Linked DNA regions of Homo sapiens: region 2 is linked to region 1. Evidence: read pairs that join two places in POLR2A ChIA-PET (ENCODE). Cell type or tissue: PC-3. All regions are shown on one strand. Links, peaks and the distances in the headings refer to the core of each region. The heading gives the core; the rest is flanking DNA. Region 1 has its middle 20 kb from the start of NRP1. Region 2 has its middle 37 kb from the start of LINC02628.

Region 1 (9,652 bases), core at 2,312-4,811:
CCGCTTTTTTTTTTAAAGGTAAAACCTCTTCATCTGTGTGATTAATGATAGAACTATTCCACTACGGTCACAGAATATGATTTATAACTGACTAGGTCCTCCTTGTTGGTTTTTAATGCCACCCTTACTACAAATATGGTATGAATAGTAAAAAAAAGTGGGCCAATTATTATGTTCTAAATAGTATACTACTAACACTGCATCCCAAGCTTGCAAAAATGTTTCAGGAAAATTTTTCAGGTTTCAGGAGGCCACCTGAGTTAGACAATGGAGGCCTTAAGTCTATTTTACTGATTGTGTTTTTCAGAAGCTTGAGTTTGTTCTGGACTTTAGCTTCCAATTGTGTGAAATGCTTGAATTGACCCAAGACTATGTTACCGTCATTCTGTCCTGTGTGTTGTTCTTTCTCAAATCCATGGATATTGGTGAAGTCCTAGTGTTTCATATTAATTTCTTTGGCAGATATTCAGTTTAATTCTTTGCTGGGATAGTGTGCATGGGTGTGCATGTGTGTGCATGCATGCACATGTGTACACGTGTGTACAGTATCATGCTTTTGTTCCACTCATAGTGGGATAAATATATTCCTTAATAACCTGGTCTGATATTCCTCCTGGAGTCTTACTGTTCCAGCCTACCCTGGCCACACTCTTGCTTTAGGAACTCTCACATTTATCCTTCTAAGTTGCTTACACACCAACCTCCTCATTTTTCAAAGCCCAGCTGAAATATCTTCTCTTCTGTGAAGACTTCCTAGATCCCCTGGCCAGGATTTGTCCCCTATCCTCTCTCTGCTCCCCAGCATTTTGTTAATTCTCCTTCTCAGTTGGCATTTTGGTTATTGATGTAGCTTCTGCTTCCTTTATGGGACTGTAGAACACTCTAGAAGAAGAGCTTTATCTTATTCATCTTTGTATCCTAGGGCCTAGCAAGTGGCCATATAAAATTTGTTCAGCTGAATAAAGAAATAATTTTAAAAAAAGAAATAATGAAAAGGTTCACATGGGGGTGTATTTTCTTTCTGATGTTATCATCCTAATTATTAGAAGACATGGAGGGTCTGGGAGGAGAACTGATTTCTAATGAACATCCATTTGGTGCCATATCCTACTCAATGTGGTTTATAAATTCTCTCATTTGATCTTTGCAGGGACTTTATAAGATTAGTATTATTATCCCCACTTATATATGAGTAAAATTAAGTTCAGATAGTTTGAGGCACAGGCAGAGTCTAATTTATAAATTCCAGGTCTTGGAAGTCAATGAAAACTAGAATGAGGACTCAAATTTACTTGATGTTACCCTAAAGCCATAGACATATTTAATGACACCGAAGTACATGAAGTGGTTTGACTTCTATGGAAAAAAGCTGTATAAATATGATAATGCCATTTTCTCATTCAAAAACCCTTCAAGAGCATTGTTTTTGCAAACCAACTAACTACATTCCAATTTTTCAGCCTGGCACTTAAGAGCCTTGATATTCGTTTCTGTTCTTCAATCCCATTGCTTCTACCTTGATGCTCTGTCCAGTTGGACTGAACTCTCTGGATATCTGCAGATTTCTACCTTTCTACCTTTGCTCACTCTCTTTCTCCCACCTGGAATGCACTTTGTCAGGGATATACTTGCAATATTAATTAGCTTACTTAGCCTTATCATAATCAAATACATGGTTCTCTTAAGCTTTTGGAAAAATTAAATTCTAAGTGGACCACCATTGCAAACTCTATGGCTCTCTGGTGGTTCAGGAATCTCAGGCTAGAAAAAATTCTCTTAAAGGAAAAAATATTCATATTGGTAAATTTTTTTAAAAAAATTTAAGTATAGTACCTTTCATTAATTCCTTGGAAACAATGCTAAAACTTAAGAACAGAGAAAGTTTGTTGTTGTTTTGCTTTTTTTTTTTAATAAAAGAATCTAGCCTAAGACACCATTCTAAACAAATGTGTCAGACTCATCAACCTCCTAATCAAAACTTTCACTCAACTAATTCTTTCACTTACCTCCTGCCCACTGCAGTTATCTACAGCCCTGGCTTTGGCAAAATATCAGGATTGCCCTATTCATCTGCCTATTGGATTTGATCCAGAATTAGTCACAACTTTGTTTAATTCTCCAGTCTTCAGTCAATCTCTGGTCCAGCATGTATAGGACAGTAATTACACAGTCACACAATGCAGCATAATGTATACTTCTCAGCACATTCAACTCTGTGTTTTTTAGGGTAGGGGGTGGGAGAGAGTATCTCTAAAGATGACTAAAGCACAGCTGTTGGGTGGATCCTCCCTACAAATGTAAACCAAAGGATTGGGGCTGACCTCAGAGCGACTCCCGAGCCGGCACTCTCTGGGATAATTTCCTCCATCCCTCCCAATCCTCCCAGAAGGGAGTCTACTTTTGTTCACATATTTTTATAGAAGGTTAAGTCTTTCATGGGTTTTGTATAAAAGTTGAAACTGGGTTTTGATTCCTTGAGATGAGCAGTGGTAAACATGTGTGGCATTCGGAGAAACAGCACCTTAGAATTACACCTGTTGTTTGTGCGGTGTGGCTCTCTTCCTATGGAAATGTGTGAACTCTCCTAGGAGAAAGAAGAGAAATATTTAAAAAATCAAATGCCTCAGGGCACAGAGGGTTATTGTGCTCACAATCTCTTATCTGCGATCTTAAAATTCAAATAGAACTGAAAAATTCAAATAGAACTGACATCTGCATTTATTTATTTATTGACCACTCATTTGGAGACCAAACCTGACCAGATCTAAACTTCCTTGGCAAGATGACTTGACCTTACTTATTGCAAGCCTGTGAATAGTCTTTCCTTATCCCAGTTAGTGTGAAAATCCATGGTGTTGCTACAGAAATATTCATGTGTTTGATTAGAGGATGCTGCCTTGAATCTCACAGGGGTTATGTAACATAGGGCATGCATATCCTATTTTTTTGTGACATTGGAAAATTTCTGAATGGTGAAAGTGCCTGGTCAAAGGGATTTTGAATAACTGATTATGACCTATAATGCAAGAGAAACAAAAATCCAGCAAAATCAAAATCAGAATCTTGGTTTTCAACATCCCTCTCTCTTTATACCCTATCATATTCCCCCAATCATATACTCTAGTATGCCACAGCAGCAATTCTTGTACATTATCAAGATCTCAAATCTAAAGATCTTGATTGTCCACACTTTCTTCCCTCCTTATTCTCCACCCATCATTACAATCGCTTCTTTCATTTGCTTACCCCTCTTATTCTTCATTGCACACTCCTGGCGTATCTCCATCCCTGTTTCCACCAATGATCCGTCTATTCCGTGCTGTCGCCGAAGCAGCTGAACATTGTTAGGGGGAAGAATCACATAATTGTGCTGACTGGTCTCATTTAAATTCATAACCACAACTGAACTGGACACTGTTGTAGTGCAGCCCTACTTTATTTCCCAGGTTGTTGCATGCTTATGTGACAATGTCACACCTTCTTATGACCTTTTCAAACGTCTCTATTGACTGTTCTATCTTGCCCCGCTTTTTCAACTCATACGTCATTGAAAAAATATAAGCAGAAAGTGAAAATGAATTAACTACTCTTTCTTTCACCAAATCAACCAACTTAATTGCATCTGTACCCATATAGTATTCCTTCTCTCCTATTTTGATAGACAAAATATCCCTGGTCCTAGCTAAGCCAGCCCCTCCACTTTTGGCACCTCCTCTGCCTTTCTCAAGAACTTCAGTCCTACATTTATTCTTTCTCTCTCTCTCTTTCCTTCCCACATCATCAGTTTATTCACTGACTCCTTTTTATCTGCACCCAATAAGCAGTAGTGGCCAGGTGCAGTGAGTCATACCTGTAATTTCAGCACTTCAGAAGGCTGAGGCAGGAGGATTCCCGGAGGCCTGGAGTTTGCGACCAGCCTGGGCAACATAGCTCATCTTTAAAAACAAAATAAAACAACGTTAGCTGGGCATAGTGGTGCACACCTGTAGTCTCAGCTACACAGAAGGCTGAGGAGAAAGGATTTCTTGAGCCCAGGAGTTCAAGGCTGCCGTGAGCTGTGATGGTTCCACTGCACTCCAGCCTGGGTGACAGAGTGAGACCCTGTCTCTAAAACAAATAAACATGCTGTAGTATTCTCTGTATCCCCTCCAGCTCTTGTGCTCTTCTCTGGTTTTTATCACGATACAACTTAGGACATAAGTTAGCATCACTCCCTCCACTTTCTCTCCTTACCCAGTTCCATCAGGTGATCACTGCCATCTTTTCACTGATGTTAGTCTTGTTAAGGTCCCCAGAGACCTGCAGGTGGTCATTGGCAGTGGTCACTTCTCTGGCCTCATCCAAGCCTTTCATTTGTCCCGCATTTGACCTCTGTCTTTTAGAACCATTTTCTTCTCTTGGCTTCTGTGACAACACAATCTCCTGATGTTTTTTCTTCCTGACCTTCTTCTCACATCGTTTGCTGCCTGTCCAACCTCTATTAGCTGGGGTATCCCAAAGCTCAGTGCTATACCCCTTTCTACTCCTTATTTCACTAGGTGATCTTATTCTTTTCCATGGCTTTTTAAGTAAGGTTCCAAAAGTACACCCCCAGCCTTGGGCTTGAGCTCGGGATTCATATATCTAATTGCCAGTGTGGATTCATCTATCTAATTGCCAGTGTAACTCTCCACTTGAAAGACTAGTAGGCACTTCAAACTTAGCACGCCAAACACAGAACTCTTGACACTCACCACCTAAACTGTTCCCCCTCTAGTACCGTCCATCTTAGTGAGCACAGCCATCAAGTCACTCAAGGCAGAATCTAACTCCCTCCTTCCCTTAACTGCCACATGTAATCCAGCAACAGGTCTCACCTTTGCCACGTGTAAAATACACCCTGAGTTTATTCCTTTCTCTCTGTTTTCCTAGTTTAAGCCACCAGTATCTCCCACCTGAACTGTTATGGTACCTTCCTGCACGTCTTCTTCTGTACTCTCTTGATTTTTTATAATTGACTCTACATAACAACAAATACTGTATTTAATCTTGCACATGTATTTCTATGTCCCATTTAACTTAGGATAATTTTGAACTCTTTGTGTTGGCTCACAGGGCTCTCATGATCCAAACCCCATCTCCCCATCTCCCTTTCCTGCCCTCCTTGGCATCCTCTCTCCCACTACCTCCCAGCCATGCTGCCTTCTTCCTCTTCTTTATACCAGCCAAGCGCATTGCCACTTCAGGGCTTTGGAACTTCCTCTTACCTCCCCCCTCGTAGATCTCTACAAGACTCATTCCCCTTTGGCACTCAAGTTTCAAATTAAGTCACCCCTGCAGTCACTCTCTGTCACATCCCTCTGTGTGACAGCAATTAGAGTTCTTGTTGGCACTTCTCCCTCAGTGCTCACTCAGTTAGTCAACAAGTTTTATTTTTCTCCATTCCTCTCTTTTCCTACTGCCAACACCCTAATAGAAGCCACCTTCCTCACTTGTCTGGACTGTAGTAGTAGTAGCCCCTCAGCCATCTCCCCACATTTGTACTTATTCCCTTCTAACCTGACACTTGGTAACACAGCTGCCTTACTTAGATGACTGCTGTGACTTCTCATTGCTCTTAAGGTGAATTTTTATTTTTATTTTTATTTTCTGAGACGGAGTCTCACTCTGTCGCCAGGCTGGAGTGCAGTGGCGTGACCTTGGCTCACTGCAGCCTCCTGCTCCTGGGGTCAAGTGATTCTTCTGCTTCAGCCTCCCGAGTAGCTGGCTCTACAGGCGTGTGCCACCAAGCCCAGCTAATTTTTGTATTTTTAGTAGAGACAGGTTTCACCATGTTAGCCAGGATGGTCTCGATTTCTTGACCTCGTGATCCACCCGCCTTGGCCTCCCAAAGTACTGGGATTACAGGCATGAGCCACTGCACCTGGCCGAGGGTTAATTTTTGAATCCTTAACAGGAGTCTAATTCTCTGAATGGGCTGGCTCTGACGTTTCTCTTTAGCTGCACCAGAATATGTAAGCATTCGTTCAGTTCCTTACATGATTCACAGCCCATTTCAACGAAGCACATGCTTTTTCCTTGACTGGTAATACCACTTTACCTGCTCCCTTTTGTCTTCTTAACTCATGCCCATCCTTCAAGTCTGAGCTAAGGAATCATTTTCTCAAGAAAACCCATCCTGACCACCTCAAAACATCTGGATTTTCCCCTTCTGCCACATAACATCATAGCATCCTGTACTGCTCATTCACAGTACATATCAGGATGGTATTTAATTCATTCACCTTTAATGCCATCTTCCTCGCTAGAATGTTTCATCAGCTATAATGTCATGGTAAATGGCGCTGGGGCCAGATTGCCCAGGTTCTAAACCCTAATTCCTTTTTCTTACATAGCTGTATGACCTTATTTAGGCTTTCTTGATGTAAAATTAAGGTAATTATGGTACCCACCATGTAGATTTGTTTTGAGGTTTAAATGAGTTAATAAACATAAAGCATCTAATATAGTGCCTGGCAGATAATAAACACTCAATAAATCATCATGATTGTCATTACTCTTATGAGCTCTGGGATTGCATCTGTCTCATTCATCATGGCACATCCAACAAGTATTTGTTGAATACATAAATAATATTTTTCATGAGCCAATTAAAGTTAGAAGTAATATTATTAAATGCCTAGATGTACGCTAGGCTAGGGGATATCAAAATTAATAAAACATCGTTTTCACAATCAAGGAGTTTTTAACTCAGTGAATAAGAGTGAGATACATAAATGAGGTCTGCTCAAATGGTGTAGTTACACATCTTTGTGCCCTGGGCATTTTCCTAGGAGCCTGATACGGTTTGGCTATGTCCCCACCCAAATCTCATCTTGAATTGTAGCTCCCATAATTTCCACGTGTTGTGGGAGGGACCTGGTGGGATATAATTGAATCATCGGGGCAGTTTCCTCCATACTGTTCTCATGGTAGAGAATAAGTCTCATGAGATCTGATGGTTTTATAAGGGGAAACCTCTTTCACTTGGTTCTCATTCTGTCTTCCCTGTCATCATGTAAGAAGTGAGGGTTTGTTTGTTTTTTTTTGACAGAGTCTTACTGTGTCACCCAGGCTGAAGTGCAGTGGCACAATCTCGGCTCACTGATCCCCAGTTCAAGTGATTCTCATGCCTCAGCCTCCCGAGTAGCTGGGATTATAGGTGCGCACCATCACATCTGGCTAATTTTTTTTTGTATTTTTAGTAGAGCCAGGGTTTCACCATGTTGCCCAGGCTGGTCTCGAACTCCTGAGCTCAGGCAATCCGCCTGCCTCAGGCTCCCAAAGTGCTGGGATTACAGGCATGAGCCACCGTGCCCAGTGATGTGACTTTTTCTTCCTTGCCTTCTGCCATGATTGTGAGGCCTCCCAAGCCACATGGAACTGTGAGTCCATTAAACCTCTTTTTCTTTATAAATTATCCAGACTTTGGTATGTCTCTATGAGCAGCGAGAAAATGGACTAATACAGAGCCTACCCCATAGCTTGTGTACAATGTGTACACACCAAACCGTGACCTGCCTAGCTGTCTCCTAGAGGAAAGAAGGGGCACTCTAGAGAGAACAGAAAACAGCCTGAGGAAGTGGCAATGAATTTTGCCTTGAAGGGCCGGTAAGATTTCAGCAGGTACAATTCAGGAAATGGAGAGGTAGGAGGCATTCCAGGAAGGACACAAGTAAAGGCAAGAAGCCAGGAAAATGAATGGAGAGCATGAACCGTCTGATGGTGGAGCAGTGGTTCTCAAAGCATGGTCATGGGCCCAGCAGCATCAGCATCTGGCCTGATGATTGTTAGAGATGAAAATCTTTGGACCCCTGACCAGATTTACTGAATCATAAAATCCTAGTAATCTGTGTCTTAACAATCCTCTGGTTGATTCTGTTGCTCACCGAAGTTTGAGAACCACTGGGCTAGGGCACTGTGTTCTCACTGGGGACCCACGAACCTCCAGAGAGTTGCAGAGGGATTCATGTGGTGACAATGACAGAGCAAGTCAAGAGTCAACCCCCCCACCACCGCCCCTCACCCAATAGGCAAGGGCAATCGTGTGTGGGGTCAGAGTCAGTGCTGTTGTGACTTGGTGGAATACCACTGGTTTCAACCTTCATAGAATTTGGGTGGCTTTTTGTTGTTGTTTTGTTATTGTTGTTGTTGTGGTTTGGTTTGGTTTTTTGAGACAGGGTTTCACTCTGTCACTCAGGTTGGAGTGCAGTGGCATGATCATGGCTCACTGCAGCCATGGGCCCCTGGGCTCAAGCAATCCTCCCACCTCAGCTTTCTCTATAGCTGGGACTACCGGTGAGAGCCACCATGCCTGGCTAACTTTTTTCCTTATTCTATAGAGGCGGGATCTCACCATGTTAGCCAGGCTGGTCTCAGACTCCTGGAGTTTTTAATTGATTTTTTTTCAGCTACATATTGGGGCTGAAAAGGTGGAATTTTTAAAAACACAATGTAAGGAAAACTAGTGTTAGAATATAAGCTGTTGAGAAGCAAATGATAGTAATATTTCTGCAAATTTAGCTCAAGATAATTTTCACAAGTCAGATCCACAAGTCAGATGGCAAAATTCTTATAAAGCTTATCAAGATGTCTCAAATGCTTAAAAAATAAACAGAAAAAAGAGAAAAATATAGTAATAATCATATCTAGTTTGGCTTTCGTCTAATAAAAATGTGTTATTTGGAAAGTGCTTGTAAATAGCCTAAAAATTTCTTTCATATCATCTTTAGAACTTAACAATTATAAAAATGAGCCAATTGATTTTTACATTACAAAATGCAGACATTCTAAATATCAGCTACTAAAGTAGTCATATCTTGATGATGTAACATGTAATTAAATTTTAATCTACATTTTTAATATACAATAGTATATTAAATCACATACAGTGTCATTTTAAAATTTATAACTCAACCATCCTTTTTTCTTACATAATTAAAGTAAATCAAACAGTATGTGTCATATAATAAATGGGAAAAAGCTATGATTTTTAACACATGGAACAGATATTATAGAAATTTTTATTAAATGAATTTTGTAATATGGTCTTAAATAATGCACTGATCTAAAGAAATTTAAAACCCTTTTCAACTTAAAATTACTTTGCTTCATACCATGGAAAATTTTAAAGGAAATTGTTGGTGAATTATTATGAAAAGGGTTCATGAGTCACAGAGAGAGGAAAATGCTGGACTAGTGCACTGGGTACCTGGATCTGGGTAATGGGGGAGTGTATCAGTCTGTTTTCACGCTGCTGATAAAGACATACCTGTGACTGGGTAATTTATAAGGAAAAAGAGGTTTAATGGACTCACAGTTCCACATGGCTGGGGAGGCCTCTCAATCGTGGCAGAAGGTGAAAGGCATGTCTTGTATGGTGGCAGACAAGAGAAGAGAGCTTGTGCAGGGGAACTCCCCTTTATAAAACCATCAGATCTCTTGAGACTTATTCACTATCACGAGAACAGCATGGGAAAGACCTGCCCCCATGATTCAATTATCTTCTACCAGGTCCCTCCCACAGCATGTGGGAATTATGGAGCTACAGTTCAAGATGAGATTTGGGTGGGGACACAGTGAAACCATATCAGGAGATAGAGGTCAAGGAGAGTTACTGCAGAAAGGTGAGGAA
Region 2 (9,652 bases), core at 4,564-7,063, 210 kb after region 1:
GTTTAGGTGGGTGGGATGAAAACCACAGCAAAACAGTATGGCAGGAAGTTCCCTTGCAAAAGATTCATGTATTACCTTTGGGTTATGGCTTCTTAAAACCCAAATTCTTAAGTGTTCTGAGGTTAAAAGCTTCCTATTTGCCACAAAGTTTAAGAATGATGATTTAGCTTGTGTTAGTTTACAAATGCAATTTTGCATTTGGCTGTCTTTAGATGAATTAGTCTTTAATTTTCACGGGGGAAGGTCACTATTAGAGAGATGGATTCTGGATTCCCGACAGAGCTCATTTGGGAAATGAAACTGAGGAATTCTGCTTAAGATACACAGTCTACCTCTTCTCCAGAAATGTTCTTGGTTGGGAGTGAGGTGAGAAGGGAACTGGCTGAGTGGTTCAGGTCTGGAAAGTGTGTTAGGTTGTTCTAGATCACTGAGGTAAATGGAGGAAAAATAAGGGTGTAGTAACAGCCTATAAACTTTTCCTTCGATTTCCTTTCTCCTTGTCTCCCAATAAGTAGATTAAAATAGGAAGGAATCCTGAATCTAATTAATCTCATCATAATATTTTAATTTTATAATTATAGCTACCATTTATCATTCAATAATAATGACTTATTATTTGTTAACCATACCATGTGTAGCCCAATGAGCTGGCCACTGTTATTACCCATATTTTACAGATGAGGAAACTGCTGCTCAGAGCTGCGATGTCACCTGCCTAAGGTCACACTACTTAACACATGGCAGAGCCAGCATCATAACTGAAACTGAGGTTCGTCGGATGCTGCAGTCAATGCTGTATGCACCTCTTTTCTATTTTCTTTCTTGTTTAGAGGATAAGAAGAAGGACATCCTCCGGTGTTAGAGGACCTGTTCTAAGTCACACATCTGGCTAGTGGCACTGCCGTGATAATCACCACGGTCTCTTGACCCAAGGCTCTCCCTCCACTGTGTATGGCCCTGTCACCATAGTACCCGACACGGAAACCATACAACCACATAGCTTCAATATTCTGAGACACTTCCAATTCCTTACAATCGTTTTCTTTTTGATAAGAATTATTTCTATTGTATACCTAAATAATGTGTTTTTATAGACTTCTCTTTGTTCTATCCACAAATTCACAACTTATTTCATAAGGTACTGCTTTTTAGATCATAGTTTTTAATTTTCAGTTGGGAAAAAATGGCCACTCTAAAGAGATGCCCCACATATAGCTTTGGAACAAGGGTGTGTGTGGCAATTAAGCTACCCTAAGTGTAATCTGAGTGGGCAGCGAATGGGAATTGAAGGGCTCTGAAAAGCTGATGTATTCCACCCCATCCATCCATTTCCCTGACTGAGGGTCTAAGATTCCTGATATTGAAGTCACTTCTTTGGGTGAAGGTATTGTATCACCAGTTACAACAGACATGTGATATTGCTTATTGTCTGTTTACCTCTTGCTTCAATGCATGGACTCCACAAGTTTTCTGGGAAGAGGTTAAAGTGAGGAGACCAAGGGAAGGCAAGTTTTGGCAGAAGTGGAATTCAGGAAAGAGTCAGGGCAGGAAAACTCAATACTAACAGTTATTTTAGATAGAAATAAGGCCCAAGGGGACACTTGGGGTTGAGGTTAGTCAATATAGGAAGAAAAGATTTTTGCCAAGTTAAAAAAAAATTATGATTCTCTTGCTAGCTAAGATACTTTCAAGAAATATTTAGGAATAGTTTGGGTAGTACATGGGTGACACAGTGCCACATATTCAAAGTAGAGAACCCAAGGAAACAGAGAAGGGTCCAAAAAGGTATATAAGGGGACTGAAAGACAAACTCACCCTGCTAACAAGTTCATGAAGTCCTGTCACTGACGCCTGGTTATGGTTCCTTGAAAGGGCAGCCTTGCCGTGGTGCCTGTCACACATGCCCCCAGTAGAGTTCAGATCAAATCATTCCCTCTGTGGGGATGGGGGTGGGGACATTGACACCCTGAACCTCTGAGTCTGTACAGCACAATCAGCCCCCTGGGTCCCAGCTTTCTTCCTCATGTGCAAAGCAGGTGTGTCCCCATGGTGTCCTGCAACTCTCTCTCCATCGCTTCCCCTGCCATGGCACATGCTGCCCAGTGCGTACCTAGAAGGGCTGGTGGGCACTCAGATGGGGGAAGGTGAAGAAAGGTCATGGGTGCCACCATATTCCAGTGACCACATCGGCCACCACCACCTCTGCCCTTCACCTGAGATTCAATCAGCCACACAACAAATCACCCGGTATTCTCATCAGATCAGACAACGTCTTCATTCACTCTCAGGTGTGGGGGACATGATTCAAACCAGAGATAAGGTCCCAAGAGGGCCTTGCTGCTAAATTGGTTGGATAAGTGGCAAGCGCAGCAAATCAGCCCTTAGTGAGTTTAGCATTTGAGAATCACCATGATTATTGCTTGATGGGAGAAAAGGGAGAAGATGAGCTAGGAAACCAAGTACCCTACCCCTGACGTCCTATTGTTGAGTAATCAGGGCCAATCATAGACCCATGGTGCGAAGAAGAAGGCTTTGTTAATCACAGTGTGCAGAAAATTATATTTTGGCTAAGGAAAGCCTCTTTAGCATGCATTTTGCCTACTGTGTGGGTTTGGGGGGAAATTATGTAACAAGGAGAGGTGTTGCTTATGGGAAGCAAAGTGGCACCCTCTGTGCCCCCCACCATTCCTGTCTCAGACTCCAGGAAACTGCTTCCATTTTCTTACAGCTGCCAGGAGCAGGCAGCGGGCACCAGCACCTCCTTCCTTAAGTGAGCCCGGACACCCTGGATGGGATTTGTCCACGGGGAGACTTTAGAGGGTGATATCCCACTACTGCCCGCAGTTCACTTGGTGGAAGTTTATTCAAAAGCATTTCCCTGAATCTTAGGGGGTGAGTGCCTCTCTGACAGCCAAACAGAATGTGACTTCTTTCTTCCACCGTTCCCAGCAAAGCATGCAACCCCTGACTCTCAGTGGGGAATTTACTTGCTGAAAATAGCAGATCCTGGACTGGCTGCTTCTTAGACCTCCTAATTCACCGCCATTGGTTCCCCATTCCTCTGCTGGCACAGACTCGGGACTTCTGAAACAAGTTTAATAGCAACCTAATTTCAATCAAGATATTGACTAAAATTTTTGTTTTTGGTAAAAAGAATAACAATACAAATAAATATAAAATGTCACTTGGAGGTCAAACGTCTTATGAAAGTAAATACTGCGCTTGTTTTTTAAGGCAGTCAACGTTATTAAGATCCCCCACTTAGAAGATGGAGACTGGTTGGTTCTCCACTGTAGTAGGCTAGAAGTGCTGAGAAAAAAAGCCTGGGTAGCTTTCTTCATGCTGCCTCGGTCCTTTGGGTGGGAGGTTGGAGTGCAGTAAGGAGAGAAAATCAGTAAGAAGGTGGAAAGGAAGCAAAAGAGCTTAGGACTAGTCCTAGCAAAAGCAGAGACACTACCAGAGCCTCTCTGGCATCTTTGTTCCCTCCAGTGTGGGAAAATGATACCTGGAATGAACTGTGAGAGTATGGCACCTTTTCCACACCCCTGATCTTTCTTTCCCTTTGGAAGGACTTCCATTAGCACTAGACTCTTGGCCTCTCTCTTTACAAACCTTCACTCTTTCCTCCACAGTGACAAGGAGTAAGTAACCAAGAACAGGTCAAGAATGTTTGAATCTCAGTTTTATAGGTGGTATGAGATATTGGGTTAAGATTTCAAGACATTCCTCCAAGCCACCTTCCAAATGTATTTGTAAGTTTCTTCACGCTGAGGGTCATGCAATATACTTCTTTGTGAATATCTGTCAACACCCGTTCTTTCACGGAACAGTGGTAATGTTTGGGAAAATGCTAGCTTCCTTTTCTTTTTTGCATTTTTGTGTATTTCTCCAACATGAGGCAGCCTTGGCCCAGTTATGAAGAGGAAGCACCGTGGTTAGGCAGAGGTGGCTTATTTGGTGGTCCAAGCCTATGTGGGTCTACTGAACCAATAGATGGTGGCTGTTAAGGTGCCTGAGAGACATATAGGCTGGGTCAGGGACAGATGGGGGATACGCCAGACACTCGGCAGTGACTGCAGCACCATCAGCTGATGAGAAAAGGCCAAACCTTCAGGGACCTGACCAACTTGCACAGGAATAGGCCATGAGTTCATCAGCCATAGTGACCAAGAGCACCACCAACATGTGGATCAGCTCTGGCAGCTAGAGCAGAGTCAAATCCGCTTTGGGGGCCCCTTTCCCCAGGCGATGTAAGTCAGCCCAGCATCTGCGGTCCCTGGAGTAACATCTCAGAGACAAGCCAGGAGACAGAGGACCAATCTGAAAGACTGCTCAATTGTACCGAAAAGGCTAAGTTAAACCTCAAAAGAGAGTGTCAATTTTTGTTTCCAATGGAGATTTAAACTGATCTAAAGATTTTCTCCCACTACCTAGCAAATGGGCTCCCAGCTCATAAAAAAGATCAGGTCAGTTAGAGATTAAATAAAGAATCCATATCCTCTTCAAACATCCTATTTGTAGTAGGAATAATGTTGGCCAGGCTTTTGGTATCATCTATGTATTAAAATAGCAGTGTTGGCCAGGCACGGTGGCTCATGCTTGTAATCCCAGCATTTTGGGAGAGCGAGGTGGGTGGATCACTTGAGGTCAGGAGTTCAAGACCAGCCTGGCCAACATGGACAAACCCCATCTCTACTAAAAATAAGAAAAAAAATTAGCCGGGCATGGTGGTGGGAGCCTGTAATCCCAGCTATTCGGGAGGCTGAGACAGGAGAATCACTTGAACCCAGGAGGCAGAGGTTTCAGTGAGCTGAGATCGTGCCATTGCGCTACAGCCTGGGCAACAAGAGTGAAACTCCATCTTAAAAAAAAAAAAAGAATAATGTTGTGATCACGCTATATCCATTCCTTCATCCATAGTGATCATACACCTGCTACACATTAAGAATTGTGCTAGGCACTCAGGATACTGATTGAACTTGAGGAAGATGATGGAGTTTTTTGGTCCAGCAACAATGCTGTCTGCCTAGACAATAACAGAGGGGCCTTTACATGTGCTGGAAAAGTTGGACTCTTCAGCTAAGATATGTGCCTTAAATAGCTTAAGTCTTCTAAAGTTCTAATTCTCTGGCAAAATAGTTATTATTCCACTGAGAGTAACTGGCTTAAGGTTATTGCTGCTGACTTTTCTGCAATGGGATGAAATATGGACTATAATGAGACCACAGAAGGAAAGCATAGAGCCCGACCAACAGTGGCTCCAAATATTTGTTCAGTAACATTTATGAATCAAAATATCATTGTGGCCAGGCATGGTGGCTCACGCCTGTAATCACAGCACTTTGGGAGGCCAAGGAAGGGGGATCACTTGAGCCTAGGAGTTTGAGACCAGCCTGGGCAACATTGTGAAACCCTGTCTCTACCAAAAAAAAAAAAAATAGCTAGGCATGATGGTGCGTTCCTGTAGTTAGTCGTAGCTACTTGGGAGGCTGAAGTGGGAGGATTGCTTGAGCCTGGGAGATGGAGGCTGCAGGGAGCCAAGATTGTGCCACTGCACTCCAGCCTGGGCAACAGAGCAAGACCTTGTCTCAAAAAAAAATTATCTAAATATATAATTATATATCATTATATTATATATAAATAAATATATATTATATTATTATATATAATATATAAATATTTTAATTATATATAATTATATAATATATATTTATATAAATAATTTATATAGAATATAATTATGTATATATTTATACATAATTATATATATATACTTTTATATATATAAAAAATTGTAAAGCCATTCCTCAGGGCAATGAAAGAGTTAGGTAGTTTATGGAGACCTAATCAGCTGTGCAAGTTTTCTAAACCCCATTGTAAAACTGATGAATCCAAAGCACAGGAGAAATTATGAAATCTATCACACTGATAATTGGTACAAGAGGAAATACAAATAACAAACATGGAGAAATAATTTATATCTTCACAAGCATAACCAAAGAACTGCATACTAAAGCAAACTTGAGGATTTATTTTCACCTGAATTAGCAAAAAAAAAATAGTATCAGCAATTTGCTTAAAAAAACAGTGTTATACATTCACTGCTATATTACTGTTGGCATTGGTATTATAAACATTTTTGGGGAAAGAAATATGACAAAGAACAGGCAGAACAACAAAGACTGTCATAAACTGTAGCCTAGTAATTTTATTCCTAAGACTTTATCCCAAGAAAATAATTCAGTAGAAGCAAAAACCCTATGAAGAAAGAGGAAACGAAAAAAAGTCACAATTTGAACAGTCAACAAGACATTGTAGTTACATTACACAATAAATTAAGATGCAGACACTGAGAAAAATAGCTAAGAAAAATATATGGCAATGTGAAAAATGTGAAGTGTTATTAAAATAAAAAGCAGAGCTAAAATGATACTACAATTGCAGCTATATAAAACATGAACATTATAATAAGCAAAAAATGGCAGCAGTTGTGTTGAGATGGCATGATTACCATTTTTTCAACATTTTTAACATTGTTAAACATCTCATTTCAAATAAAAATGTATTCACAAATAAAATCTAAGGTCTCCCTCAAATATATAATGGTGCATTGTCTGATAAATTTCAAAAATAGTCCCACGTATGATAGCTGCACTTCGGGGGCTGGGAAATGGCTTTTAACCAAGATCTATAAGGAGCGTGTTGAGTGGTTTGAGGTGTGTTCAGAATAGAAGCAGCACGTAGAGAAAAGTCATCGCTTCTTCCAGGAACCACATTAACCAGCTCCCTATCACTCAGCACATCAGACACGGCCTCAGGCTTCCCAGAACTCCCACATTCTGGTGGAAATACTCTACAGAAAGCATGGAACAGCCAAGCCAACCAGCCAGGCTGAAAGGTTTTTAATTAGATCAGAAGGGTCCAGTGTGATCTGGATTTCACATGAAATCTATTTTTTTCATCTATTTTCTTATACTCAAATACTACTATTGTTAGTGTCTCTAGGAGACATTCAGCCTGGTTTAACTTATTATTTATTATTTTATTACTTTATCTTATTTTAATTATACAAATGTTACTTTTTATAAGACACATTACTTCCTGGGTATTTGAAAAGGAACCTACCAGGGCCCTTCATCTAAGCTTACTCACAAAAACAATGTCATGGATCTTTTTATTCAAGTGCAGAACGGCAAGGAACTGAAAGGGGCAAGGAAGCTGGCCCACCCCTTTTGTTTGTGCTCAGCACTTTTGATCCCAAGACTTCCTGAGAGAAAAGACAGCACAAACCACCCATGCAGAGAGGCAGAGTGCAGCTGAGTTTTCTATTGCTCCAATTTCCTCAGGAGGACCACCTCGGAGTGACAAGAAACGGAGAGACCATAATGCTGCTATTTTATGTTTTATTTATTTTATTTTATTTTATTTATTTATTTATTTTGAGACGGAATCTCACTCTGTCACCCAGGCTAGAATGCAGTGGCACGATCTTGGCTCACTGCAACTTCCCCCTCCCAGGTTCAAGTGATTCTCCTGCATCAGCCTCCCGAGTAGCTGGGATTACAGGCGTGTGCCACCATGCCTGGCTAATTTTTGTATTTTTAGTAGAGACGGGGTTTCCCCATGTTGCCAAAGCTGGTCTCAAACTCCTGACCTCAAGTGATCCACCCACCTCAGCCTCCCAAAGTGCTGGGATTACAGGCGTGAGCCACCACACCCGGCCAAAGCTGCTATTTTAATAAATAGATGATACCAAAAGCCTTAGCCGGCATTTTACAAAACCTCTTCTCTGGCAGAGGAGGGTTCTCCCTGGCATCTCCATGCACCTTCAGCAAACTCAGGTGACTTGTGCAGCGCGGTGGGTTAATGTTTCAGTTTCATCTCCTCCAGGGGGCTTAGTCCTATCAAGAGCAAGTGAGAACAGCTAGGAAAATTGTTTCCTTTAAGCTCCAGCTTATTACTCAAAATGAACAGTTTTCCTGCAAAGAGCTTTTCTCTGATTATTTGTTACTAAATAATGAGCATAAACAGCCACGAAGTTACCTCACTTGAGATATTAAAGAGTACATTGAAAATAGACTCCAAAAATTCATATCTGCTAAACTTACATCATCTTCTGTTTTGCCTTCTGACAATCATGTGAAAATCCCAAGGATGTTAGAATTTTATTCATCTATTATTAGGCCTGGGCAGGATTTTCCCCATGGAATTGCATACACCCTACTTTGAGGAGGAACCCCAGTAATGCAGTTTCAAATTGCATAGCGAAGATGTTAAGGGAAAGGCTGTATCAAACCTGCTATTTCCTACAAAATAAGCAACATATTGAGCATTTGTTGAGCTTCTAAAACCTGGCCGGACAATATCATGCTAAAAAAATCCAAAGCTTGGAAAATAATTTCCTTATATCATCTTTTCAGGACAATGTCTATATTCTTAGCTCTAGAGAAAATTCCTTCAGTACCTAAGCCCACTCTGTCCTTATAAATGATCCTCAACTGTTTCAGAGCCGAGGAGCCTATTTTCTAAAATGTAAATTACTTTATAAACTACCATAAAATTCCAATTTAATTCACATGCATCAGAATAAAAGGGCTGAGGCCGGCAAGGTGGCTCATGCCTGTAATCCCAGCACTTTGGGAGGGGGAGGTGGGCAGATCACTTGAGGAAAGGAGTTTGAGACCAGCCTGGCCAACATGGAGAAACCTCATCTCTACTAAAAATACAAAATTTGGTCAGGCATGCTGGTGCACACCTGTAATCCCAGCTACTCAGGAAGCTGAGGCAGGAGAATTGCTTGAACCCAGAAGGCCGAGTGTGCAGTGAGCCGAGATCGTGCCTCTTGCCTGGGCAAAAGAGTGAGGCTCTGTCTCAAAAAAAGAAAAAAAAAAAGCAAGAAAAGGTAGTGGTCTTGATCCGGTTACCTTCCAGAGTCAATTGGCAAAACCCCGTCTCTACTAAAAATACAAAAATTAGCTGAGTGCGGTGGTGCATGCCTGTAATGCCAACTCCTTGGGAGGCTGAGGCAGGAGAATCACTTGAATCTGAGAAGCAGAGGTTGCAGCAAGAGGAGATCGCACCACTGCACTCCAGCCTGGGCAACAGAGTGAGACTCTGTCTCAAATAAATAAATAAATAAAAGAATAAAAAGGCTGAACATTTTCAGGGCACATACTTTATGTTGGCAGGGAGAAGGCAGATGTGGTAATGATAGCAAGGGAAGGAAATTCTGATATTTTGGGCCTTTCCCTACAGTGAGGTATAAATTGGCATGAAAGTACCTCCCAAGCAACCCAGGTTACTAAGTCAGCCCTAACATGGCCATAAACCAGTGCATCCTATGAAACTGTTCTTTATAAAACATTTCCTTCTCAAATTCACAGCTACTTAGCCATAGCTATGATTCCTTGGTGACTGAGGAGAGATTTTACCACTTGAACTGTTTTAAAGCAAGACCAAATAAACTGAACAAGTACAGCATTTGCAACCAGTTTCCCTTACAATTCTCTCATTATGACCCCACTTCATCACCAGTGTCAGCTCTGTTCAGGAAGAAGTTCCTACACAGTTCCAGAGAGGATTCTTAATCTATAAGAGAAGTAATAATAATGATGTTTTAAGGCTGTTATCAGTGTACTGAAATACTAAAATA

Evidence for each region. ChIA-PET counts read pairs that join two places held together with the same protein. Peaks named below come from ENCODE experiments on the same cell type or tissue, not always from the same donor. Only the 100,000 strongest peaks of a DNase experiment are listed, where the experiment ranks them.
Region 2: POLR2A ChIA-PET joins it to region 1 with 10 read pairs; 2 of 35 experiments call an interaction of 5 or more read pairs at or near these places.

The regions. Positions count from the first base shown.
Region 1 is chr10:33,350,204-33,359,855 of GRCh38, forward strand. No RefSeq gene overlaps it. Among named protein-coding and RNA genes, the nearest start is that of NRP1, 20 kb to the left of the region's middle. In PC-3, for the core only: no CTCF peak of the experiment used is centred there; a DNase peak (open chromatin) is centred at 3,838; H3K4me3 peaks cover 662 bases; H3K27ac peaks cover 1,609 bases.
Region 2 is chr10:33,559,382-33,569,033 of GRCh38, forward strand. No RefSeq gene overlaps it. Among named protein-coding and RNA genes, the nearest start is that of LINC02628, 37 kb to the right of the region's middle. RefSeq lists an enhancer at 6,964-7,465. In PC-3, for the core only: no CTCF peak of the experiment used is centred there; no DNase peak of the experiment used is centred there.